2 separate regions of the Homo sapiens genome follow, and region 2 is linked to region 1. The links are chromatin loops, found by intact Hi-C in ENCODE. Cell type or tissue: endothelial cell of umbilical vein. All regions are shown on one strand. Links, peaks and the distances in the headings refer to the core of each region. The heading gives the core; the rest is flanking DNA.

Region 1 (15,379 bases), core at 3,247-8,246:
CCCTTTTTGTCAAAGGGCGTTTGATTCCAGGAGTACCTGCCACAGTGACAGTTTCCAGGTCACTCTTCCCCATGGAAAGATTCCTTCCCATCCACGCTGGGTTTCACACATTGGGCCCTCTCAGTATCACAGAGAAACTCCAGCTGCACGGCCAGGCCTCCTCTGTCACAGTGAAGCTGTGGCTCCAGCTCTCTGGACACTGAGCAAATCCAGTTCAAGCCCTGACGTTTGGGGAATGTGGAGGGATTTCCCCACCAGCACAGGCCTGGGAATGACTATGAGCAGAGAGGAGGAGAGAGGATTCCAGAAGGAGCTAACTATCTGCCCCAAATGCCCATCTACTTCTCTTTCCATTGAGCACTGCAGTTTCTTCTGCAAATGGGCCCCATTATATCCACCCTCCAGCCAGGCGTGAACTGGCTGAGAGTAAGTTGAGTCCTAGGAGTCAGGATTCAACTGCCGAGGCGGGGCTTGGACACCAGGCCAAATTGAGGACTAGGTAAAACCAGGACAGGGCGAACAAGCTTTCCATAAGACACGCTAAGACACGCCCATCAGTGCGCCATGTCAATTTACCATTGCCATGGCAACACCCAGAAGTTACCGCCCCTTTCCATGACAACTACCTCCTGAGCTGGAAGTTACCACTCTTTTTCTAGAAATTTCTACATAATCTGCCCCTTAATTTGCATATAATGCAAGCGGGTATAAATATGAGTGCAGCCCTGCCTCTGATCTGCTGCTCTGGGCACACTGCCTGTGGGGTAGCCCTGCTCTGCAGGGAGCAGGACCTCTGCTGCTGCCGTACACTGTCGCTTCAATAAAATTTGCTGGTTTAACATCACCAGCTTGACCTTGGATTATTTTTGGGGCAGAGCCAAGAAACTTCCTGGGCTAAGCCCCAATATTAGGCTCGCCTGCCCTGCATCAAAAGGATGTAATTGAGGCCGCAGGAGCTGGGACTTCTTTTACAGATACGAGGTTATGTGAATGGTTAGGCAAGGAGAGGTTTGCCGCCATCACGCCACAGCCATGACTAATTAATCGCCGTAGATCGAGGGAAGGAGAGCAGCAAATGGCCTCAGCTGTGTGGGTCCCGCTCGGTCATGGCCGGAAGAACGGCCCCCAATAGGATACGTCCAAGTCCTAACGCTCAGAACCTGTGAATGTGACCCGATTGGAAAAAAAGGGTCTTCACAGACATAATTAAGGATTTCAAGATGAGATCATCCGGGATTTGGAGGGGGCGTAAATCCAGTGAGAGTGGTCCTGAAGGAGCAGGAGGAGACCTGAGATTCACAGAGACACACAGGGGGAAGATGGCCACATGAAGATGGGGGCAGAGATGGGAGTGATGCAGCCACAAACCAAGGCATGCCAAGGTCTGCCCACCACCCCCAGAGGCTAGGAGCTGGGAGAGACACAGCGAAGGGACTCCCCCTCAGAGTGCCCAGAGGGAATCGATCTCTGCCTGAATGTGGACCTCCTGTGAGACGATTAATGTCCACTGTTTTAAGTCCCCAAGTTTGTGGTAATTTGTTACAGCACCCTAGGAAAATAACACATTCTCTCTCACACCCAGCCACTCAGCTGACTGGGTCTCCAGGTCCTGAAGCCCCCACCTGGCTCACTCAGGCTCGCGGTTGAGCTGCCTGTCAACCGGGAGTGTCCCTCTTCCTGCTGGAGGGCAGGGGCCCTCAGGAGCACTGGCTTTGATCATCCTGACTGACCCACAGAAGGGGTGGGTGCCAGGTAGGTGGCAGCGCCTGAAGATCTTCCATCTTGTTACTCTCAAAATGTTCCTTTTGTGGCCCTAAAAAATAAGCAAATAAAATGATGTAAAATAATTAATCTTGAAGTAAAAAATGTAAAACCAGTGCCGAGGCTGATGCCTAAAGCATCTCCTCGCCCTTTTTCCTGCCCTTGGTGACTTTTGTTCTTAGTTAGCTCTGACTTTCAAGTCCAGGGTGAGACCAGGTTTCCACTCACAGAGGTCGCCCACAAGGTGAAACTTGAGGGCCAGGCCCTCTGAGCCCAACAAACTGCAATTCCCAGGAAATATGATCAGATGGCAGGATCTCAGGCACTAGGCCCAACCTGGAAGGGGCTGTATTTCAGGGAAGGAGCCGTATTTCAGGGAAGGGGCGGGCCCTTGCATTAGCAGGTGACTGTCTTCTCAGTTGATAAGAACACCCCATTAACCAGAAAATGGGCTGTCCAAGACAGACTTTGGTCTTATCAAAACAAGAGCAGAGAGTCTGTTGAAACAGCTTGCTGGGAGCCAGACTGTTGTAATGCAACAATTAGTACATGCCTGTGTCTCATTTACAACACCAGAGACTCCACACTTTAGCGATGGCCACTGAGGGTTTTGTTACTGTTGTTGTTGTTTGCCACTTTCCTGCCTAGGAATAGCCACTGTTTAGAAAAAGCTCTTCCAAGGTATTTTTTCTACTCGCATAGAATCATATTATTACTATTCCTCTTTTTTTTTTGATACAGGGTCTCACTCTGTTGCCCAGGCTGGAGTGCAGTGGCATGATCACACCTCATGCAGCCTCAACCTCCCCTCACCTCAGCCTCTCAAGTAGCTGGGACTACAGGCATACGACCACACCAAGACAATTATTTTTTTTTTTTGAGATGGAGCCTTGCTCTGTCGCCCAGGCTGGAGTGCAGTGGTGCGATCTTGGCTCACTGCAACCTCCACCTCCCAGGTTCAAGCGATTCTCCTGCCTTAGCCTCCCGAGTAGCTGGGACTACAGGCGCGCACCACCATGCCCAGCTAATTTTTTGTATTTTAGTAGAGACAGGGTTTCACCCTGTTGGCCATGATGGTATCAGTCTCCTGACCTTCTGATCCACCTGCCTCAGCCTCCCAAAGTGCTGGGATTACAGGTGTGAGCCACTGTGCCCGGCCACTGATTTTTTAAAATTTTTGGTAGAGATAGGTTTTGCCATGTTGCCCAGGCTGGTTTTGAACTCCTGAGCTCAAGTGATCCACTCGCCTCACCTCAGCTTCCCAAAGTGCTGGGATTACAGGTGCAAGCTACTGGCCTGGCCTCTTTGTTGTTAGTGGTGTTGTATTTTGTTCCAGTGGTGGCAGTTCCCAAAAACATTATCCTAAGGGAGCTTTTGGCCACAGAGCAGGGAAGACTCCCTTGTCTCTTCCAAGCCCCAAATAATTTCTTTTTTAAAACTTAGTGAAGGAAAGCGTTCAGAACTCCAAGAGACCATCACTTCTCAGGAAGGGGGGTTTCCACACAAGGGGACATTAGGAATAATTGCATTTCACCCACATGAACTTCTCAGCCTTCTGCTGATGACTTTTCTCTTTGAAACCTTGCAAAGTTGGAGTGGAACTTGCAGCCCCTACTCCCACTCCAAGTTAGGCAGACAGGGATAGGGTAAGGGGACAAGGAGGTGAACCCAAGTCAGCTTGTCCCCAGCAAAGTCACTCATGGCCTCTCTCCCCAAGGCAATGCTCCTCTCTTTTGTAATCCCAAGACAGTTGACAACACATCCAAGTCCATTTTTTTTTTTCTCACTCGGGGCACTTGAGAGGTAAGTAAAATTCTCATGACATATGGACGATATACAGACTAGAGAATATCCCATACTTTTAGTCTAATTCCTCGAAATAGTTTATAGAAATTATCTTATATAACAAAAGCAACTACGCCTTTCTGTGCCATGTTCCCTGAATCATCATTCATTTTACCAGCTCCACATGTTCACAGACAGGTTAGCATCACCACTTGGCAGATGGCCCAGGAGCCCCAGCCTTGCACCTGCAGGGGCGTCACGTGTTCTTCCTCATCAGTTCTTGCAGATCTTCTCTTTATGTGAGCTACAGGGTGTTCCACTGTATTTACTTACCCAAACCCCATTGCTAGACCTTTGGATTTTCCCCATGTTTTGTAAGAATAACCAGTGCTCCAGAGAACATCTCTAAAAATATATGTCTGCACGTATGTGAGAAGTTTTGTGAAAGGTGTATTCTCAGAAACAGAATGTCTGGGTCACAAGGGAGACATACTTACAACCTGGGTAGGCCCTGCCGAATTCCCTTCCAAAAGTGTGTGCCTCTTTCCACCACCAGCTGTGTCAATGAGTGTGGCTGCTTCTTCACCCTCACGCTCACTGTGGACACTGTGGAGCCTGTTCATTGCTGTCCATCAGATGAGCCACTCTTGTCTTAATTTGCCTCCCTCCCTCCCTCTCTCTCTCTCCCTCTCTCTCTTTCTTTCTTTCTTTATTCTTATTATTATTATTTTGGTAGAGGCAGGGTCTTGCTATGTTACCCAGGCTGGTCTCCAACCCCTGGGCTCAAGCAATCCTCCTGCCTCAGCCTCCCAAAGTGCTGGGATTACAGGCGTGAGCCACCGTGCTGGACCTAATTTGCCTTTCTTTCACAGTGAAGTTAAACATCTTCTTAAATGCTTCTTGGCCTCTGAGTTTGTTCCTAAGCAGCAGATTCTTTATTAGGAAAAAAAAAATCCACTTACAAGTTCTATTGTTTCCTCCTGGAAGTGCTCATTATAACCAAGAGAATACATGGAAGCTCTGTCTTCCTATGACACATAGACCCTTCTCACCTCACAGGGAAAAGGAGACTGTTGATGTCAGCACCCACCAAATGCCACACACCAGGAGCCGATTCCAGGACTGATCCACAGGAAGCCACTTCTCCATCTTTCGAGGGCACCCGTGTTCACAGACAGGACTTCAGAGGTCAACTTATAGACGCCACAGACAGGAGGAAGCCACTTCACACCACAAATACAGTTTTTATACAGACAAAAATGAAAGGATTGTCAGTTATCTCAAGTAAGTACTGAACCAAAATACATGTTAAAATCTTGATGTAAGGTCCTGGTGGGTTGGCCTGGACCACACCATCAAAGGCCCTTTTTCTCCCTCAGAGGTGGGAAAGCTGAAAAGTAAACTCCCCTGGCCCCTTAGCAGCTGGAGTTTCTGATGTGAATTAGGATCTGACAATTTAATGCCCTGGCCCAGGTTGGGAGGAGGAAGTGAAGTGAGGGCATTTTCCTGTGGATCCCATGCTGCTGAACAAGCAAGGTCAAGGAGAAGCTGCGCATTCCAGCAAGGCTCGCGTGCTGACACTCCTCCATGTGCAGCGTGGTTCCCGCCTTCTGCATCACTGCTGCAGTGTTGAGATTCCGGCTCATCCCTGGAGCCCTACCAGGAACCCACTCCTCCACCCTTCCAATGACTTTGTAAACCCCTGATGCCTTTCCCGCTAAAATTAGCTGCTGTGGTTTCCTCCAGCTGAACCATGACTGATACAGCTCACAAATATGCTTTATCTTGACCAAGGCAGCCATGCAAGATAAGAGAAAGAAAAGTCTAGACAAAGGGCAACACAGGCATGAATCACGCTTATTACGGTTTTCCTAACAGCACTTTAATTAGATACCTCGTCCCTTTAGACAATGTGAAAACTAAGCAGAGGCACAAAGAATGAAATAAACATCATCTGTTATTCCACAAGAATCAAATATTGATGAGAAGAAAACAGCCAGCCCCACTGAGATGCCGGGCCTAGCAGGCCAGCTGCTGTTGTTCATTTGAACGCAGATTCACCAGCTCAGCCGAGGACAGCCTGGGCTGATCTGGGCTCACACTTACTATCTGATGTGAGACTGCAGAGGAGCTCCCAGCTCCTTTCTGAGAGTGAGGGGAAAAGTTGCGATAACAAAACGTGATGGTAATAACTTATCTCATTTTTCTCCTGGCAGAAAACTTGAATACCAGAGCATCCAGTTCTAACCCACAGACCTGGCAGCCTAGTGGGAGAATGAGTGTCTGTACTTTTTCTGCCTCCAGTCACCCTCCCTGAACTCCTGCTGACCACCCACCATGCCTGGAGAGGGTCTTCCATATCCCTCTAGCCCAAGCTAGAACCTGAAATCTATTTGTATTTATTTAAACTGGGCCTATTCTTTCCACCTTCAGTCCAAGGTCAAAGTTGTCTTCCAGAGACTTCTTTCCTTCTTTTTTCCAGAGAAAAAAATGATAAAACTACCTATAATTTATCAAGACGCTACCGAGAAGTTAACCCTCATAAGAACTTCACAAAGTAGGAGTTATTCTCATTTTACAATTGAGAGGTTCAGAGAGATTGAGTCCATTTTCCAACATTCCACAGCTCATGAGACGTGGAAGCAGGATTCAGACCCACAACCTTCAGGTTCAAAGCCTGGGTTCTTAATCCTCATGCTACATCCCACTTTGCCAGGCCTAGGAAAGTGCCCCTGATTTGCTGCCCTCTTTGGGGAAGCTGCTACTCTATGCAGAGCCTCTGTTTGCTCATAATTTTTTTTTTAATAATAACTACTGGGATCTCATTCACATGCCACAAAGTTCACTCTCTTTTTTTCACTCTGTCACCCAGGCTGAAGTGCAGTGGCACGATCTTGGCTCCCTGAAACCTCCGCCTCCTGTGTTCAAGCAATTCTGTGCCTCAGCCTCCTGATGTAGCTGGCATTACAGGCACGTGCCACCACACCCAGCTAATTTTTGTGATTTTAAGAGAGACGGGGTTTTGCCATGTTGGTCAGGCTGATCTCGAACTCCTGGACTCTAGCAATCCACCTGCCTCGGCCTCCCAAAGTGCTGGGATTACAGGCATGAGCTACCAGGCCTGGCTAAAATTCACTCTTTAAAATGTACAGTTCTGTGGGGTTTAGTATATTCACAGAGATGTGCATTAATCACCATGACTGCCCACTTCCGGAGCATTTTCATACCCCTGGAAAGAAATCCCATACCCATTACCAGTCCCTTCCCAGGCCCTCTCACCCCCAACCCCAGTCAACCATTAATCTCCCACCTGGCTGGGTGGATTTGCCTCTCTGGACATTTCATATAAATGGAATCATACAATCATATGTTATGACTTGCTCCTTACATTCAACACTATTTCTTCAAGGTTCACCCGTGTTACAGCATGTATTAGAACTTTATTCCTTTTTCATGACTGCATAATGTTCCATTGTGTGGATAGATCACATTTTGTTTATCCATTCAGCAGTTAATGGACATTTGGGTTGTTTTTCGTTTTGGCAACTACAAATAATGCTACCGTGAACATTTGTGTACAAGTTTTTGTGTGGACATATGTTTTTAATTCTCTCGGGTATATACTTAGAAGCAGGATTGCTGGGTCATACGGTAACTCTATTTTAGCTTTTTGAGAAATTGTTAAGCTGTTTTCCACAGCAGCTGCATCATTTTATGTTCTCACCAGTAACGTATGAGGGTTCTAACTTCTCCACATCCTCTCCGACACTTGTTAATGTCCATCTTTTTTTTAATTATAGCTCTGCTGTTGCCAGAAAAAGAGTCCCAATCCAGACTCCAAGAGAGGATTGTTGGATCTCGCACAGGAAGGGATTCAAGGTAAGTTACAAAGTGCAGAGAGAGGATAGTTTATTGAAAGCTACTCAGTCACAGAATAGGGCATCCTCAGAAAGCAAGAGGAGGAACACGCCATCTCTGTCTTAAACTTTTCTCATATAGGAGTCTCATCTATGTAAAAGCTAAGATAAATTATGTCTGCGTGGGTGGGCTGACAGCATAAAATTTAGTATTCTGTTGATTTAAAGAAAGTATCTTTGGCATTTTAGTACATAAGTACATCAAAGCATGACTATAGTCATCTTAAAAGCATATCTTGTTAAGGATAGTGGGACATCTGGACTTTTTGTTATTGTAGGAGTGTGTTCTTGCAGGTATTTTTAAGGTGTTTCCTCAACTGTAAACATCTTAGGACCATGAGTCATGACTGGCAAGGAACGTGCCTTGATAGTTTTAAGATGGAGTTGATTTTAAAATGATGTCACCATGGCTCTCCTATGCTTCTGTTTCCCTAACAATCCTAGTGAGCGAGAAGTAGTATCTCATGGTAGTTTGTTCTTCATTTCCCTAATGATTAATGATTGTTGTGGTTTGGCTGTGTCACCCCCAACCCCCACCAATTCTCATCTTGAATTGTAGCTCCCACAATTCCCACATGTTGTGGGAGGGACCCAGTGGGAGGTAATTGAATCATGGTAATTGAATCAGTCTCTCCCGTGCTGTTCTCATGATTGTGAATAAGTCTCATGAGACCCCATAAAATTTTATAAAGAGGAGTTTCCCTGCACAAGCTCTCTCCCCCCTGCCACGATGTAGGATGTGACTTGCTCCTCCTTGTCTTCTGCCATGATTGTGAGGCCTCCCCAGCCATGTGGAACTGTGAGTCAATTAAACCTCTTTTCTTTATAAATTACCAGTCTCGGGTATGTCTTCATCAGCAGTGTGAAAACGGACTAATACAATGATGTTAGCATTTCTTCATGTGCTTATTTGTTATTTGTGTATCTTCTTAGGAAAAATCTCTATTCATGTCCTTTGCCCAATTTGGGGTTTTTTGTCTTTTTATTATTGAGTTGTAGGAATTCTTTATCAATCCTGGATACAATTCTTTTATCAGATATATGATTTGGAGATATTTTCTCCCATCCTATGGGTTTTTTTTTTTTTTTTTACTTTCTTGATGGTGTCCTATGAAGCACAAAGGCTTTTAATTTTGATGGAGTTCAATTTATCTATTTTTTTATTACTTATTCTTTTGGTGTTATATTTAAGACACAATGGCCTAATCCAAGGTCATGAAGATTTACTCCTATGTTTTATTCTAGGAGTTTTACAGTTTTAGCTCTTACGTTTATGTCTTTGACATATTTTGAGTTAATTTTTGGAGATGGTGTAAGGTAAGGGGACAACTTTATTCTTTTGCATGTGGACACCCATTGTCCCAACACTATTTGTTGAAAAAACTGTTCTTAATCTATATCCTTATGCCATTACCAATCTTTGTTGAGTACTATAGCTTTGTAGCAAGTTTCAAAATCAGGAAGTGTGGGTCCTCCAACTTTGTTTTTCTTTCCAAGACTGTTTTGGCTATTTGGGGTCACTGGAAACTCCATATGAATATGAAGATCAGCTGAAGTCCATTTCTGCAATAAAAAAAAAAAGCAGTTGGAATTTTGATAGGGATTGCATTGAATATGTAGACCAATTTAGGGAGTATTGCCATCTTAACAATCCAGGAACATGTTATATCTGTCCATTTATTTAGATTTGCTTTAATTTCTTTCAACAATGCTTTGTAGTTTTCAGAGTATATGTCTTGTGCTTTAAGTTTATTTGTGTTTTATTCTTTTGATGGTATTGGAAATAGAATTATTTTGAATTTCATTTTCAGGTTGTTCATTGTCATAGATAGAAATACAATTGACTTTTGTAGGTTAGTCTTGTATTCTGCAAACTTACTGAACTCATTAATTAGTTCTCATAGTTTTTTTATTCCTTAGGATTTTTATACACAGTATCATGTTATCTATGAACAGAGATAGTTTTACTTCTTCCTTTCCAACCTAGATGCTTTTTATTTCTTTTTCTTGCCTCACTGCTCTGACTAGAACCCTGCAATATTAGGAGAAAAGCATCTAGTCGTTCACCATTAAGTAGGATGGTAGCTGTGGGGTTTTCACAGATGGTCTTGATCAGCTTGAGGAAGTTCTCTTCTAGTCTTGGTTTGTTGAATATTTTTATGATAAGACACTTGGATTTTGTCAAATGCTTTTTCCCTATCTATTGAGATGATTATGTGGGTTTTGTCTTTCATTTTATTAGTGTGGTATATAACACTGATGTTCATAGACTTTTTTTTTTTTTTGAGACAGAGTCTCACTCTGTCATCCAGGCTGGAGTGCAGTGGCATGATCTTACTCCAACCTCCAACTCTCCGCCTCACTCCAACCTCTGCCTCTCGGGTTCAAGTGATTCTCCTGCCTCAGCCTCCCAAGTATCTGGGATTACAGGCATGCGCCATTGCGCCTGGCTAACTTTTGTATTTTTTGGTAGAGACAGGGTTTCACCATGTTGGCCAGGCTGGTCTCGAACTCCTGGCCTCAACTTATCTGCCCACCTTGGCTTCCCAAAGTGCTGGGATTACAGGTGTGAGCCACCGCACCCAGCCCATAAGCTCTTAAAGTATGGATTTGAGAGAAAACTAGAATCATATCTAAATATCAGGCCTTTAATCCCTGTAGGAGGAGATGGTACACATGGCATTGTCGATTGATCCTGGGAATATTTGACACCACTCAGTTTAATATCCTGAGCTCCAAGGCAGTCATTCCCTCTGATTCATCCCAGAACAAAGGACGTCTTAAAAACCTCTCATTACAGGAACTCTCCTCCTACGACAGAGATAAGTGGTAGGCCTGGCAGTGAACTTAAAGAGTATCAAACAATCCCTTGACTAAAAATTGTACCTCCTTAAGAAATAGACCTTTCATAATTGTGCAAGACAGAAACCACAACTCAAACCAACATAAGTGAAAAGGAGATGTATTCGAAAGCTATTGGGATTGTCAAAGAATTGAAGCAATTACAGCTATCAAAATTTCACATGTGGCTGGGCACAGTGGCTCACGCCTGTAATCCCTTCTCTTTGGGAAGCCAAGGCAGGTGGATTGCATTGAGCTCAGGAGTTTTGAGACCAGCCTAGGCAACACAGTGAAACAATGATGAGCAATGATGGCACCATTGCACTCCAGCCTGGGTAAAAGAGTGAGACCCTGTCTCAAAAAAAAAAAAAAAACAAAAAAAAACACAAACAAACACACGTATCCCAAACATATATACAACTATTATATATCAATTTTTTAAAAAGAATTGAAGAAAGATCTGCAGGGATCATGACAGCTCCGAGAGCCCCAAGATTAGAAGTGGAGACCAGACCCTCCAGGGACTTCACCTCACCTTTCTGCCCCTCTGGTGTCCCCTCATGGCAGAAGACACAGCTGCCACTAGCTTGGGGTAACTTCCCAGCCAGACACAGAAAGAGAAATCCCAGGGAAGGACCCTGATTGGCCTATCCTGGATCATGCACCATCTGGACCAGTTGCTGTGGCCACGGAAATGGGCTTCTCTTAATGGCCCAGCCTGGGCTACAGGGCCCTCCCCAACTGCTGGGGGCAGGACACTGTGATGGAGTAGGAAAAGAGTTACTCCCAGAGACAAAGTTATTACCAGGAGGATGGTAGATGGAATGCTGGGCTGACACCTGCATTACTTCACAGCCAGTCTCTCCTAAGGATTAAGGCATTGTCCTGTGAAGATGTGTGTATCAAGTGGAGATACACTATGGAGGGAAATTTGCGGGACCCCATCACCACCCGTGAAAACATCATCACAGGTTAATTCATCAAAGTTCTATGCCATAACGCAAAGAAGCAGCTGTAAAGGATTGGAAGCCAGCATGGAGTTTTGATGGGAAGTTGGGAGAAGATATATGGCAGACAGTGCATTACAAATTATCTCTTTTTTTTGGATCCACAAGGAGAAACCTATGTTTTAATCTACATGTAGGGAGCCAGGTATCTCAGGAAAATCAAGATACCATTTGCCACTGAGAGGGCTGCTGAATGTCAGTTGAACAGATTTCAACTGAAAGCCTAAAAGGTCCAGGGGAAGGAGCAGTGACACAGCTTGGAAAGGATATGGCTGCACAGAGAGGGCAGCGCACAGAAGCTGCAGCCTTAAGTAGGAGAACACAGCCAACCTGTGGGAGCCAGCAGGGAGGGACTAGAGAAATAAAATACCTTGGCAATCTCCGACCAGAGAGTTTCTTGACTAAAACCAACCAGGAGCCAGAGGACAGGAAGCCCACTGGGGCAATCCATACAGGACAGTCTCCTGGCCACAGAGCAGGATGAAGAGGGGTGGAGAATGGTGTAAATAAGAGGAAAAGTCACTCAAAAGGAGCAAGGAATATAGGTGGAATATCACAAGCCTGAGTTCTGACAACAAATATGGGCAGAAATGATGGGCGCCTCCCATAAGAACACCTCCCCGGCCACGTGCGCTGGCTCATGCCTGTAATCCCAGCACTTTGGGAGGTCAAGGCAGGCAGATCACCTGAGGTCAGAAGTTCGAGACCAGCCTGGCCAACATGGAAAAACCCTATCTCTACTAAAAATATAAAAAATTAGCCAAGTTTGGTGGCACACACCTGTAATCCCAGCTACTCGGGAGGCTGAGGCATGAGAATCACTTGAACCTGGTAGGTGGAGGTTGCAGTGAGCCAAAATTGTACCACTGCACTCCAGCCCAGGTGACAGAGTGAGATTCTGTCTCAAAAACAAAAACAAAAACAAACAAAAAAACACCTCCCCAATCCTTCACGCTTTCTCCTCCCTACCTGCGGGCTGGGTGTCAATCCCCCATACAGAAACCACATGAAGGAGACAGTACAACCTCCATCAGCCTGGGTCCCCAGATGACTTCATGGGGAAGATCCCTCCCCACCCATGAACCAAGCTTTATGTGGCCAAGAAAATGAATGTCTATCACATCAAGCCACTGAGATTTCAGTTGAGATGCTATGGCCAGCATGACTCTAACTGATACAGTAGCTGCAGATGACGTAGGGCTGGCCTCCTTAGAAGGGAAGCTGGACTTTGATCTGGACATGTCTTCCTCACTTAAAAGCTGGGTGAATTAATTTGCATTGTCAGAAAGGCACTTCATCTTGCTCAAAATAAAGATGTGGTTGAGCTGCCAAGCTTTTGTTTCTGTCATTTCACTGGGGGCCTTCTGCTGCTGGCTCTAGTTCAGGTCTCCTGCTTTGTCAAAGGCCCTTTTTTCTTTTGGTGGCCAATCAAGACCCAGCTTGGTAAATTACTCACTGGTCAGTCAGGAAAAAATAATGTTCTTATTGCAAATCACTTTAGAGTTTGCAGAGGGCTAGAGTTGGCATATTCTGTTCCTAAGGTTGGAAGGGTCCCTGGCTGAAAGCCCAGAATCCCAGAATCTCAAGGTCCCCCTGATGTTCAGTTTCCCCATCCCCCAAACCCTAACACTGGGTCAGCTCACTGACCCTTGTGGGGGTGGTGGAGAAGAAAGTGCCTTTGTTGGTGCTTTAGAAGCTCTCTAGAGATTTGCACGCCACGTTCAGCCACCCACAATCAGCTGTCCCCTGAGAATCTGATATGTACTCCCCACCCCACACCACAGGTCGAGAACCTGAGCTTGTCACTGGCTGGAGCATATGATCATGTGACTGAGGGGAAAGCTCTTCCTGCTCAGAATTGCTGGAATTTTAAGAGCCATATTTAGAACTCTGGGGCTTTCCAGCCAGAGCACTTTCAACAATACACCGTGCTTCCTTGAGTTAGGATGTTTAGATGGGCCAGATCTAGAGAACTGAGGTCTATTCAGGAGACTTTGTGATCTCGGTCTTAGCTGATGGCTCCCCCAAAGGAAGAGGATGGGAGAGGGGCAGCTCTAGGCCAAGATGGTCTTCTCCACCCAGCCTGTCTACATTATTCATATCCATTAAGATTGCATTGGGTTGCACATAACAAACTAACAACAGTGTCCATCTTTCATGGTGTGACCTGCAGATTAAACAGAAAGGGGATGGACAGGCTGGGCGAAGTGGCTCACACCTATAATCCCAGCACTTTGGGAGGCCAAGGTGGGCAAATCACCTGAGGTCGAGAGTTCAAGACCAGCCTGACCAACATGGAGAAACCCTGTCTCTACTAAAAATACAAAAATTAGCCAGGTGTGGTGGTGCACGCCTGTGATCCCAGCTACTCAGGAGGCTGAGGCAGGAGGACCACTTGAACCTAGGAGGCGGAGGTTGCGGTGAGCCAAGATTGCACCATTGCTCTCCAGCCTGGGTAACAAGAGCGAAACTCAGTCTCAAAAAAAAAAAGAAAAAAGAAAAAAAGAAAAAAGAAAGAAAGGGGACAGTCTACTACAGGAGAGAAAGTGACATAGGTAAAGATGATTTGTTCCTGCTTACACATGTTTTTTACATCTCTGACAGCTCAATTTAAATTTGGCCCCTCTCACTTGATTCTATTTTATTTTCCTTCATAGTACATATCACCACCTGCCATTTTATTCTGTATTGATTTGTTTATTTATCTGTTCTGGTCACCACAATATTCCTGTTTCTAGACAGTGCTTAACCTACAGTAGGTGCTCAATGAATGTTAAATAAATGAATGCATTATTTCATTTGAAATTTCTCAACTCCATGTGCTAAGCAGGGCAAAGGATGTTGTCTTTCATTTTACAAAAGTAGAAAGTGAGTCCTAGAAGGGTGGTGTAACTAAAGCCAGTAGAAAACTAAGGAAGCCTCAGTCCTTTTTTTTTTTCTTTTGAGACCGAGTCTCACTCTGATGCCAGGCTGGAGTGAGTGGCGCGATCTCGGCTCACTGCCTCCACCTCCCGGGTTCAAGTGATTCTCCTGCCTCAGCCTCCCAAGTAGCTGGGACTACAGGCATGTGCCACCATGCCCAGCTAATTTTTTTATTTTTAGTAGAGACGGAGTTTCACCATGTTGGCCAGGATGGTCTCGATTTCTTGACCTCGTAATCCGCCCGCCTCGGCCTCCCAAAGTGCTGGGATTACAGGCATGAGCCACTGCACCCGGCCAGTCTTTTTGATTCCTAATCAGGTCTACATGGGTAGGGTGAGGGTAGAGAGGCTCTGACATGCCCCTAGCAGATGTCCCAGATCTGTAAGAGGCCTCATCTAGGCCCCTGCTGACAAACTACTCAAGGATAAAGTGATCATAAGAAGAGGAGATAAGAAGTTATTCCCAATAAAGAGAATGGGAAAATAGGAATTGCAGAAACCAGTGGCCTGTGGGTTAGGAGAGGAGGCTGATGCTATCAACGGACAGCTGGCTTATGGTGCCCCTCAATTCCACCCCCACCCCTGCTACTTACTTTGCCCCCTGGAGGTGTGAGTTCCCCGTCACTGGAGGTGTTCAAGCAGGGCCTGGATGTCTACTTACAGAGCATGCCTGAGCTGGAGAGTACACATCTCCCCGTGAGAGAAGGCAGGCTTGCTGTCCATAGAACATTCAGTCAGCCACCGCCCGGCCCCACACTAACACAAAAAGAGGCTTTTGCACCACCTAGTGGACATGGTTTTAAACTGCAGGCCTTTCCGTGGAGAGAAGCCCACAGCCCAGAATCCCATTTCCCGTGCAGTCTCCCTGACCCCCTCAAGGATCAGAAGGCCCACAGCCCCACTGTGCTTCCAGACCTCAGCCCTGCAAAAGGGAAGTTGGAAAAAGAGAGCAGAAGCCTGTGATTCTCCGGAGGGAAACTCTCCCTGGTGCCTCTCAAGCCGAATTCACTAGCACCACTTTGTCCAGTACTGTCCCCAATAGGCACACTTCTCACGTCATCTCTCCCTGGGGACTGCAATGGTTTGCTCATCAGCTACATCTGTTTCCCCTACTTCTGTGCAAACTTTCCAAGCCAGGGCCCTATTC
Region 2 (10,316 bases), core at 5,315-10,314, 100 kb before region 1:
GCCATTGGGAAAGTACATTGTCAACTTCAGTAGATAATGCCAAAATTTTAAAAAGTGGTTATAACCATTCGCACACCCACTAGTAGTTTGAGCATTCCCCTCACTCCACTTCTTCACCAACACCTGCAATTATCAGCTTTTTTTTTTTTGTAGATGGATCTGTGTGAAATTGTAACTCACTGTGGTTTTAGTTTTCATTTCCCTGGTTATGCATGCTGCCTTTTTTTTACTTAAAATATGTCTTGGTGACTGTTCCGTATCAGAGCAGTGAGGACTTCCTCCTCCTTTCTTGGCTGGAAAGTGTTCCATCGTCATATGGAAATCTTGTGGTCGATTTAACCCGTTCCCTATTGATAGACGCTGTGTGGGCTCCAGCCTTTTGCAGTCGACTCTGCGATGCATAACTTCGTGTATAGATAGCAGTCTGCAGCTGCACGTGGGGGTGTGTGCATGTAGGTTTTTCACAGGAACCTCCTGAAATGCTTAGAAGAAAAGGAAAGATAGTGTTTGCTCCCCCGGCCCTGTGCCTCCCTATTTTCAACAAATTCCCTTAATTCCATGAGTGCCCCAGGGTCAGAATGGTATCCACCCTGTCCTGTTTGCACCGTACCATCTCTTCTCTCAGATGATGATGTTCATCTCCCACCCGCTTCCCTTCGAGCCACCCCCACCTCATAGACTCCTCAGGAATTGTCTCTACCCGGCATCTCTCACTTTTTCTTTCTTTTTTCTTCCTTTCTCTCTTTCTCTTTCTTCCTTCCTTCCTTTCCTTCCTTCCTTCATTTCCTTCCCTTCCTTCCTTCCCTTTCTTTCTGTTTCTCTCTCTCTCTCCCCCTCCCTTCCTCCCTTCCTTTTCTTTCCTTCTTTCTTTCTTTCCTTTTTTTTTTTTTTTTTTGATCAGGGTTCTTGCTCTGTCACCCAGGCTGGAGGGCAGTGGTGCGATCATGGCTCACTGTAGCCTCAAACTCCTGGACTCAAGCGATCCTCTTGCCTCAGCCTGCCAAATAGCTAGGACTGCAGCTGCTCGCCGCCATACCCAGCTATATTTTTTGTAGAGACAGGGTCTCGCTATGTTGCCTTGGCTGGTCTCAAACTCCTAGGCTCAAGAAATCCTCCCCCCTCAGCTTCCCAAGTCACTGCCAGACATCTTTCTTATTGACATCCCCATCTCGAGAATCCAAGTTAGTATTAACTGAGGGATTAGACTTTGCCTTGCCCTGAAAGAGAGAAAAACAAACTGACCACCACTCTAGAGACTGTTTAGTCTCAAAAGTCGGCGCAGTAACACACACACACACACACACACACACACACAACCAACCAACCAAAAAAAAAACAGGTAAAGGCAGACAAATTCCAACCCATCCCCTATGTGCTGTGCCCTGGGCAAACCCTCTGACATCCTTCAGACTCAGCTTCTTCCTCTATGAAAAGGGACAATAACACTTACCTCTTGTGGGTGTGGGGCAGATGAGGGCCAATGTTAATAAACCACTCACATTCATGCACTCACTAATCAAAGCTTTCATTGTTATCAAGGATAATTCTAATTCAAGTAAGCTATGAAGATGGCATGACAGACACAAAATCAGCCAGGGGGAGCCCACATTGGAGGGCAGTCCACAATGGAAGGCTTCTTGGAGGAGGAGATGATTGAGCTGCTTCTACTAAGGTAGGCATCGTTTAGGCAAGTGGGAAAATGTTCATGAATGCATGGTGGGGGGTGGTGCGAAGATTCTTGAAGGAGAGATCTACAAAATCAGAAGCATGGAGAGTGAGGGAGGAAAGATTTGGACATGTTTGGGAACCAGTGTGTAACTGGGGAGAGATGTGGATTGTAAAGGGTGAGGGACCTACTGCCTGAGAGGTGGCAAGAGCTCCATCTTTGACAACTCAGTGGGCAAAACAAAGTCCTGGGGTGGGCCCAGGAATTGGCCCTGCACCAGAAATTCAGATGCGCACTTGTGTTTGAGAATTGCTATTTTCATCTGAGGAAGGAGGTGCAGCCTGGGATAAAGGGATGTGGGGTTCAGTAGAGCAGGACCCTACTACCAGAGAGCCCAGCAGTTAGTCTGCAGGGGGCTTTGCTCTGGGAGGAAGCATGGGGGCTGGTATCGCATTTGACTCAAGACACTCACCTCCCCCAACTCTGCTTTGATGTGGTATCCTGCAGGCATAGGGAGTGCCATGGACTGGTGCCTGGGGAATTGCATGGGAAAGGAAAAGATGAATTGCATGTGCCCTCCAGGAAGTTTGGAAGCTGGTCTGGAGAGTGTGAAGCCAGGGCTGGCTAAACATCTACAGCAACCATTTCTAGCTAAGAGCTTTAAACTCATTAGTCTCAATCTCCCAACAGTCCAGGTGGGTTGGAGGCATTATGTAATTGTCATGCCCCTTTCCTGCACAGATTGAGCCCCAGAGAGGTTGAGTAGCTTGGGCAAGGTCACACAGCTGGGAAGCAGTGGAGCTGGAATTCACAAGTCCGTCTGATTCTAGAGCCCATGCACAGCGTTTCTTTCTCTCCCTTCCTCTTCCACCTCCTTTTTCTCCTCCTCCTCCTTCCTCTCTCTCTCTCTTAGATAATTGCATTTACATGGTCTCAAAATCAAAGGGTACAAAAGGATATACAGTGATAATCCTCTTCCTACTATTTCCCAGTTTTCCTTCCTAGAGAAAAGTAAGGGTACTAGTTTCTTGCAACTAGCTTTAGAATATTCAATTCATATATAAATGAGTATATTCCATAGATATTCTTCCCCATTTTTTAGACAAAAAAAATGGTGGCATCCTATATGTACTGTTTGGCACTGAGGGTTTTGTTTTTTTTTTTAACTTAGTATTTCTTGATAGTCTTTCCCTGTCAGTTCATAAAAAGCCTTTCCTTATTCTGCTTTATTATCTGCATACTCAACTCATCCTCTATTTGGTGGATGTAGAGGGGGCTCCCGACCTTATGCAGTTACAACCCATTCTGTGTGAGCATCCCTGACCTCAGGTGCAGAAGGCATGAGCAGCACATCTGTCAGATAACACATCTGTCAGATGACACCCTAGAAGGGGAGATGCTGAACACACTTGGTGCCATTCGTTAGCTTCTCCTCAAATCTGCTCACAGACTTAACCATAACGATACTTCTTTCTTCTATAATCTGGCTGCTCCAGCATGTTCCTCTGACAGCACTTTCTCCCACAGACTCTGTTGCCAAACTTGGGTCTGCCCACCAGGTGCAGCAAAGCCAAGCACTGACATTGGGATTTGCAGCAAGAGAAAGTGAGGCATTTACTGCAGGGTGCCAAGCAAGGAGAATCGGGCAGCTCATGCTTAAGCCCCGAACTCCAGGGTGGCTCACAGGTAAGGGTTTTTAAAGGCAGGGAGGCAGAGGTTACAGGCAAAGTCATAAATCAATACATGGAAACTGTGCATTGGTTTGACCTAAAAGGGTGGGACATCTCGAAGCGGGGCCCGCAGGTCATAGGTGGATTCAAAGATCCTCTGATTTGTGATTGGTTAAGGAGGCAAAGCTTTGTCTAAAAACCTGGGGTCAGCAGAAAGGAATGTTGAGCTCTGGCCTGTGGGTGTGACTTCCTCCAGGCCCCTCAGGAAGAAATGTTGAACAAAGAATGGTGGTCTGAGTTCAGTCCTCGGCTCCCAACTGAAGTCTCTGTGCCAGTGGATGGCATTTTCCATTTGCTGGGGGCCTGGGTTTCTGAAAAACAACTCAGGAACATATATTAAGATGTTATCTTAAGTTTCAATAGGGAACCAAGTATTTTGTGACTCTAACTTCCTTGGCTATTTTTTTTGAAAAGCTATTATTTCCTTCTTGCTTATCATGTTGTTCATTTACTCTCAGGGCTAGCTAGGTGCCTGGAACTTCCCTTGAAAGAACTCAAGATGTTCCTTTATTTCTATGCCTGGCGAGGGAGTTATGCCTGGCAGGCCCTTAAACTCTGTCTCAACTCTGGCTATCAGGATGCTGGTCCTGCCTTCCAGGCACTGCTGCAGGGAGGGGTGGGTGGCTCTGCCCCTGTGCCCAGCACACAGTAGGTGAGTACTCAGCACAGGGGAGCTGCATCCGCTCTTCTGTGGCATTGTCATTTATCTTCAAGGAGCATTTCCTCATTCAGTCCTCACAACAGCCTTGTGGGTACCTGGCAGGAACCGTCATCCCCACGTTACAGGTAGGCAAACAGGGGCTCAGGGACATCCTGATTTGGCCTTGGCCTCATTGGCTGAGGAGGAAACCCAGGCTCCCTGACTCCCCGCACAGTTTCACTCCCCGCCCCCCGCCACACTGCCTCCCAGCGGCTGCTGAAATGCAATTAGCCAGGGAGGGACCTGCTTTTCAGCTTTATACTGTCTGTTATTCCACACACAGATATACGAATGGCACAGGGCCATCTCAGCCTGTTTTTGTTTGCCAACAAACATGAGAAAGATTAGGATATCTAGCCAACATTTTGTGAGTCCTCACAACACTGCAGGCAGGTCTCTGTGCACATACACGCTCATCTACTTCTCAGAAACAGAGGGGTGAGGGCTGGTATCACCCCTGCTGCACAGATGAGGGTAATGAGTAGCAGGGAGCAGAGCCAGGGTTTAAACAGATCCCACATTTTTGGATTTTTTTTTTTGACGAGGTCTTACTCTGTCACCCAGGCTGGAGTGCAGTGGTACAATCACAGTTCACTGCACCCTCCACCTCCCAGGTTCAAATGATTCTCCCATCTCAGCCTCCCAAGTAGTTGGGATTACAGGTGCGCCCACCACCACACCCAGCTAAATTTTGTATTTTTACATGTTGCCTGGCCATGTTGCCCAGGCCGATCTTGAACTCTTGAACTCAAGTGATCCGCCCACCTTGGCCTCCCAAAGTGCTGGAATTACAGGTGTGAGCCATGGTGCCCGGCCAGATCCCGTGTCCTTAACTCCTCCTATCAATCAATTACATTAGTTATATGATACTGATAACTTGTCATTATCAGTATAATTCAAGCCTCTGCTGAAATGGTGGCATCTACTTGGTATGATTTCAGAGACAACAGGAAGGTCCTTTATGCATAAGAAACTAGACGCTTTCCCACCCAGCTTCGAGTCACTCACAATTGCACAATTCGAGCTCCGTCCTTTTGCCACGGCTTTGAGCTCTGTTGAAACAAGATCCTCCCAGGTGTTTCTCAGTCTTCTAATGCTCAGGCCTGCTTTTCATGACATAAACAGCTCTGTCCCTTTCTGTAGTTCTAATTACAAAAACAAAAGGTTCTTCCCACACGTAAAATTACATAGTACTCTTAAATATGTCTTCTTGAACGCCATCGCCCCATCCCAGACTCAGGACCAGCCTCCCCGCGCTCACTGCTGTCACTGCTTTCCGCACTCCCTGCGGATTTTAGGATTTTAGCTCCCATCTCGCGTCCTCTCTCCAGCTCCTCCTGCCCCCTGCCTGGTGGTTTCACCATCCACTTACCAGCCCGCCGATGGTGCCCTGGCCTCCCAGTTCTTTGACCTCCTCTCCCCAGTGATCTTCCAGGGCTCGGCACTCAGTTTCCTGGTCAAGCTTGAGCCCTCCAGAGAAGCCACTGTCAAACCTCTTTCCGGCTCGTGCCTTGGAGCCATCGCCCCTCAGGGCCCCACAGACTACTGACCTCACCCGCTTTCAAATCCCTACTCCCTCCTTTCCCAGCCTAAATTCCAGGGTTAGTTATTCTAGTCCCTACCTTTTCTATACCCTTCCCTCCACACTCCAAGTTGGACTGTACTTGCTTGGCAAAACCCCAACCCAGTTAGATCCAGTTCTCCGCCAACTCTGCCTGCTCTACTGTGTGTCTTACTTGCTTATTTTATTACCTCTGACTCCCTCCACCAGCATGTTGACCCCACGGGGACAGGGGCTATGTCCCTGCTGCTCTGCCCTAGCAGCCAAAGAATATCTGGTACATAGTAAGTGCATATTCATTAAAGTGTATAGTCGATGAATGAATTTTTCTAGGTGTGGAGAAAGATCTGAGAGCAGGTTTACCATAGTATCTGGGGAAAAAGCAGAGGGGGGACGTTGTGTTGTGTCCAAGGGGGCTAGAGGAGGGTCAAGGAGGAAGGCATAAGGAGGCCAAGCCCAGGGGCTCCTCCAGTTTGCCCAGAGAATGCCACCATTCTTTCCTAATTAGCTCCTTTTGGTCTGGGAGAAGCTCTTAGAAGAGTATTTCATTCTCGAGCCCTAATCACAGGATTCTGAACCCTTACTAAACTGTTGCTTCCTGCAGTCTTGGTTACTCAGGGCTCCCGAGCCAACGTTTGGATGGCTGTGATTATCTGGGATGTCTCAGGAATGACCTAACCACTTACCTCTTCCAAGTTCTGAATTTTACAACAGGAAATTGAGGCCCAGAGAACAGAAGGACACATGGGTGCTGCTGGTAGAGCCCGAACTGGAACCCAGATCTGCCTCCAGTCCCGGGCTCATCTGCCACCGTGTACCATGCCCTCTCTCTGTTGTCACATGCAGTCACTTGCCCGATTGTCCACACCCTTAAAAGAAGCAGAGAAAATGTTTGGTGTAATCCACACCGAACACTCAGATGAACAATGCTGTGGGAGGAAGGGAGGTGATTTAAAAAAATAATAATAAAATAAAAGAAAAATGCAGTGGAGAACAGATATAAGGATTCGACAAGGCTCTGGTGAACCTGCAAAACTTGCTTCCTGAGCGACAGGACAGTTCTCAGGGCCCTGCATGTAGCACCTCATCTACTCCTCCAACAGCCCTCTGAGGGAGGCTCTGTTATTATTACTTCTATTTTATTGAGACACAAGGAAATTGCGTAACCACACACATTATTAGGAAGTGACACAGCCTAAATTCAAACACTGCTTCACTCGGGCTCGTGCTTATAACCTTACCTAGGTGTCTTAAATGCCACACCAAAATAACTTCTCATTTTTTTTTTTTTTTGAGACGGAGTCTTGCTCTGTCGCCCAGGCTGGAGTGCAGTGGCACGATCTCGGCTCACTGCAAGTGCCTCCTGGATTCAAGCAATTCTCCTATCTCAGCCTCCTGAGTAGCTGGGATTACAGGCACATGCCACCATGCCCAGCTAATTTTTGTACTTTTAGCAGAGACAAGGTTTCACCATGTTGGCCAGGCTGGTCTTGAACTCTTGATCTCAGGTGATCCGCCCACGTCAGCCTCCCAAAGTGCTGAGATTACAGGTGTGAGCCACTGAACCTGGCCAACTTTTCAATTTAAGCAAACGTCCCCCCACCAAAAGATTGAGTCCTATTGAGAAGAACTTCATCTTCTGAAAAAGGGGGGGTGTGGGCAAGGTCGGCACTGCTTGTTGCACTGGATGCTGGCTGCATATCTGCCCTAGAGAGGCCCAATGGGGAAGGTGCAGAGGCCAGGGGAGAGGTAACTTGCTCTTACAGAGTCCCACTTCATGCCAGGTGTTTCTGTCCATTAGTGCTGCTTAGTTTTTGCTAGGGGCCTAGTCATGGGATCCCACAGCTAGGAGGTGGTATAACCTGCATACTTTCTCCTCCTAGAGACTTCCCAAGGCTTGTGTTACACAGGACATGAGTAAACATTACTAGTAAGGCATTTCTGGGTCATGAGCTTGGGGTTGGAAGTCATCTCGGTACATCCCAGCTGAGGCTCTGACCTTACATTCTTCCTTTTATTTCCTGAGAACTAAAAAATATTATACACACTGGAGTTTCCATTGAGATGAATAAAAGAGTTGGAACCAGCTTATCATCAGGTTTTGACTCCAAAAAAGGAAACAGCTTGTTCTAATTTGCCAAACCTTAAGTCAAATACAGTTCTATTTTTGACCGAATTGTCCACAGGATTCCAAATTTGACATTTTGTCTTTTTAAAGATGAGTGAACTGATGTGGAGTTTCTAAACAGAGGATGCCCAGTGTGGCAGAAAATAAAACAATGGCCTGGGTGTTGGGACTCGTAGGTTTTGGGCCTGGCTCTGACTTAGGGTTGTGGTGTGACTTGGAGCAGGTCACCAGCCATCTCTGGACCTCAGCTTCAGCACCACGTAAGTGAAGGATTTGTGTATGATGAGCTCTAGGCTCCCCTGAGATCTAACTAACGTTCTAGGATAGGGACATGGGCTCTGGACTCAGACCATGAGAGTTTACATCCCTGTTTCATCACTTACTAGCTGGTAAGTGAACAAGTTGGACAAGTTGCTTAACTACTCTGAGATCCAATTTCTTCATATGTAAAACAGAGATTGATATTACCTCTGTCCTAAGGTTGCAAAGATAGAAGAAGAAAATTCATATAACTTGCTTAGCACAGAGTTCCGGATGAACAGAAAACGTGGTCAATAGTGGTTAGTTATTGCAATGATGAGGGTTCTTTATATGCTACTACAAATAAAGGAAGAACCAGACCATAAAAATCTGAGCCTCCACTAATAAATATTTATTAAGCACATACTCCTCATTTGCAGTGAACGCTTTCGGTTGGCTACCCAAACCATTCCCAGCCCCTTCCTTGTCATCTCCAACCACAGAGATCGGAAATCCAGATATTCTCTTTCCTGGCCTTGTTCTGCCATGTGATCATGCTTTGGCTGTGAGATGCGAGCTACTGGGTGGCTTCTGGGAGGCCTTTTGTTCCCGGCTAAAGCAACAGTCCCAAGAGAAGAGCCCCCTGTGGTCCCTTCTGCTTCTCTCACCTTAAATATGAATACTGTATGTTATTTGGAGATGTGGCAGCAGTCCTGTGATCATGAGGCACAGTCACAGGAAGGAAAGCCCAAAAGCTGAGAATATCATGGTGTAAGGCTGGAAAGAGCCTAGGTGCTGGGTGACATTGCTGAGCAGAGAAACCAACCCCAGCAGTTATTGGGTGTTAGATTTTTTGCTCTGTGAAAATACCACCACCACCCATGCTTGTTTAAGCCAATGATAGTTGGGCATCTTATTCCTTGTAGCTGAGTTCATCCTGTCTCATACATCATTCAACAAATATTTATTGAGTGTCTACTAGTGCTAGGCACCATTCTAGGTATTAGGGTCATAAGAAGAGATAACCGTCTTTAAGGTTTTATAGTCTACTCAGGGAGACAGGCAAGTTGGTGTTTTAATGCAATAGAAATGTAAGAGGTAGGCTGGGTGTGGTGGCTCACACTCTGTTGCCAGGCTAGAGTGCAGTGGCGTGATCCTGGCTCACTGCAACCTCTGACTCCCCGGTTCAAGTGATTCTCCTGCCTCAGCCTCCCAAGTAGCTAGGATTACAGGCATACGCCACCACGTCCAGCTAATTTTTGTATTTTTAGTAGAGCCGGGGTTTCACCATGTTGGCCAGGATGGTCTCGATCTCCTGACCTCGTGATCCACCTGCCTCGGCCTCCCAAAGTGCTGGGATTACAGGTGTGAGCCACAGCGCCCGGCCTGTAAAGGCTTTCAGAACACATACTTCGTTTTGCTCACCAATGCATCTCCAGCAAGGAGAGAAGGCAAAGGGGCCGTTTCTAGTAAGGTAGGGAACCAACAGTTCTGCCTCAAATTTCCTCATCTTGGGTCTCCCCACCCCCTCACTTCATTCCTGATACTGCCACTATTCATTCACTCATTTAACTAACTATTCATTCATTGCATTAGTCAGCTTTGGCTAGATCTTTTTGTGTTTTTGGAGACAGGCTCTTTCTCTGTCATCCAGGCTGGAGTACAGTGATGCCATCATAGCTCACTGCAACCTAGAACTCCTGGGCTGCTGGGTTTGGTTTCTCTGCTTAGCAATGTCATAATAGATGCTTAATAAATATGTGTTGAGTGTGGTAACTGTTACTTCTGTTCATCCTGCACAAAGGATGATTGCTCTTCTATGCCCTTCTGAAGTTAGGTGTAGCTATGTGACTTGCTTTAACCAGTAAGATGTGAGCAGGAATGATGCATGTCAAGTTCAGGTGGAAGCATTTCAGAGCTGGCACAGATCTCTTTTTCTCTTCCCCCTGCTGCCAGTGAAGGTTCAGTTGATACCATGGCCAAATATGTAAACTTGTTATTCCAAGCTACTGGTAGTTCAAGATTGTTTGTTACCACAACATAACCAGGGAGTGGCTCACACCTGTAAATCCCAGCATCTTGGGAGGCAGAGGTGGGAGGACTGCTTGAGGCCAGGAGTTCGAAACCAACCTGGGCAACATAGTGAGAGACCCGTCTCTACAAAAAAAAATTTTTTTTTAATTAGCCAGGTGAGGTGGTGCAAGTCTGTAGTCCTAGCTACATGGGAGGCTGAGACAGGAGGATTGCTTGGGCCCAGGAATTCTAGGTTACAGTGAGCTATGATGGCACCA

Evidence for each region. Hi-C counts contacts between places; a loop is a spot of excess contacts. Peaks named below come from ENCODE experiments on the same cell type or tissue, not always from the same donor. Only the 100,000 strongest peaks of a DNase experiment are listed, where the experiment ranks them.
Region 2: it touches region 1 in a loop (4-fold over the local background); 2 of 110 quality-filtered maps call a loop at or near these places.

Annotation. Positions count from the first base shown.
Region 1 is chr6:36,345,662-36,361,040 of GRCh38, forward strand. It overlaps a transcript of ETV7 not described here. Among named protein-coding and RNA genes, the nearest start is that of BNIP5, 16 kb to the left of the region's middle. In endothelial cell of umbilical vein, for the core only: no CTCF peak of the experiment used is centred there; DNase peaks (open chromatin) are centred at 4,590 and 5,360; H3K27ac peaks cover 2,732 bases.
Region 2 is chr6:36,241,590-36,251,905 of GRCh38, forward strand. It overlaps LOC105375036 (a long non-coding RNA gene), which reads right to left and starts at 6,420. Exons shown (of 5, transcript XR_007059564.1): 1 at 6,344-6,420; 2 at 5,105-5,241; 3 at 3,537-3,707; 4 at 2,139-2,199; 5 at 363-482. It also overlaps a transcript of PNPLA1 not described here. RefSeq lists a silencer at 4,191-4,240. In endothelial cell of umbilical vein, for the core only: no CTCF peak of the experiment used is centred there; DNase peaks (open chromatin) are centred at 6,312, 6,832 and 7,612; H3K27ac peaks cover 2,855 bases.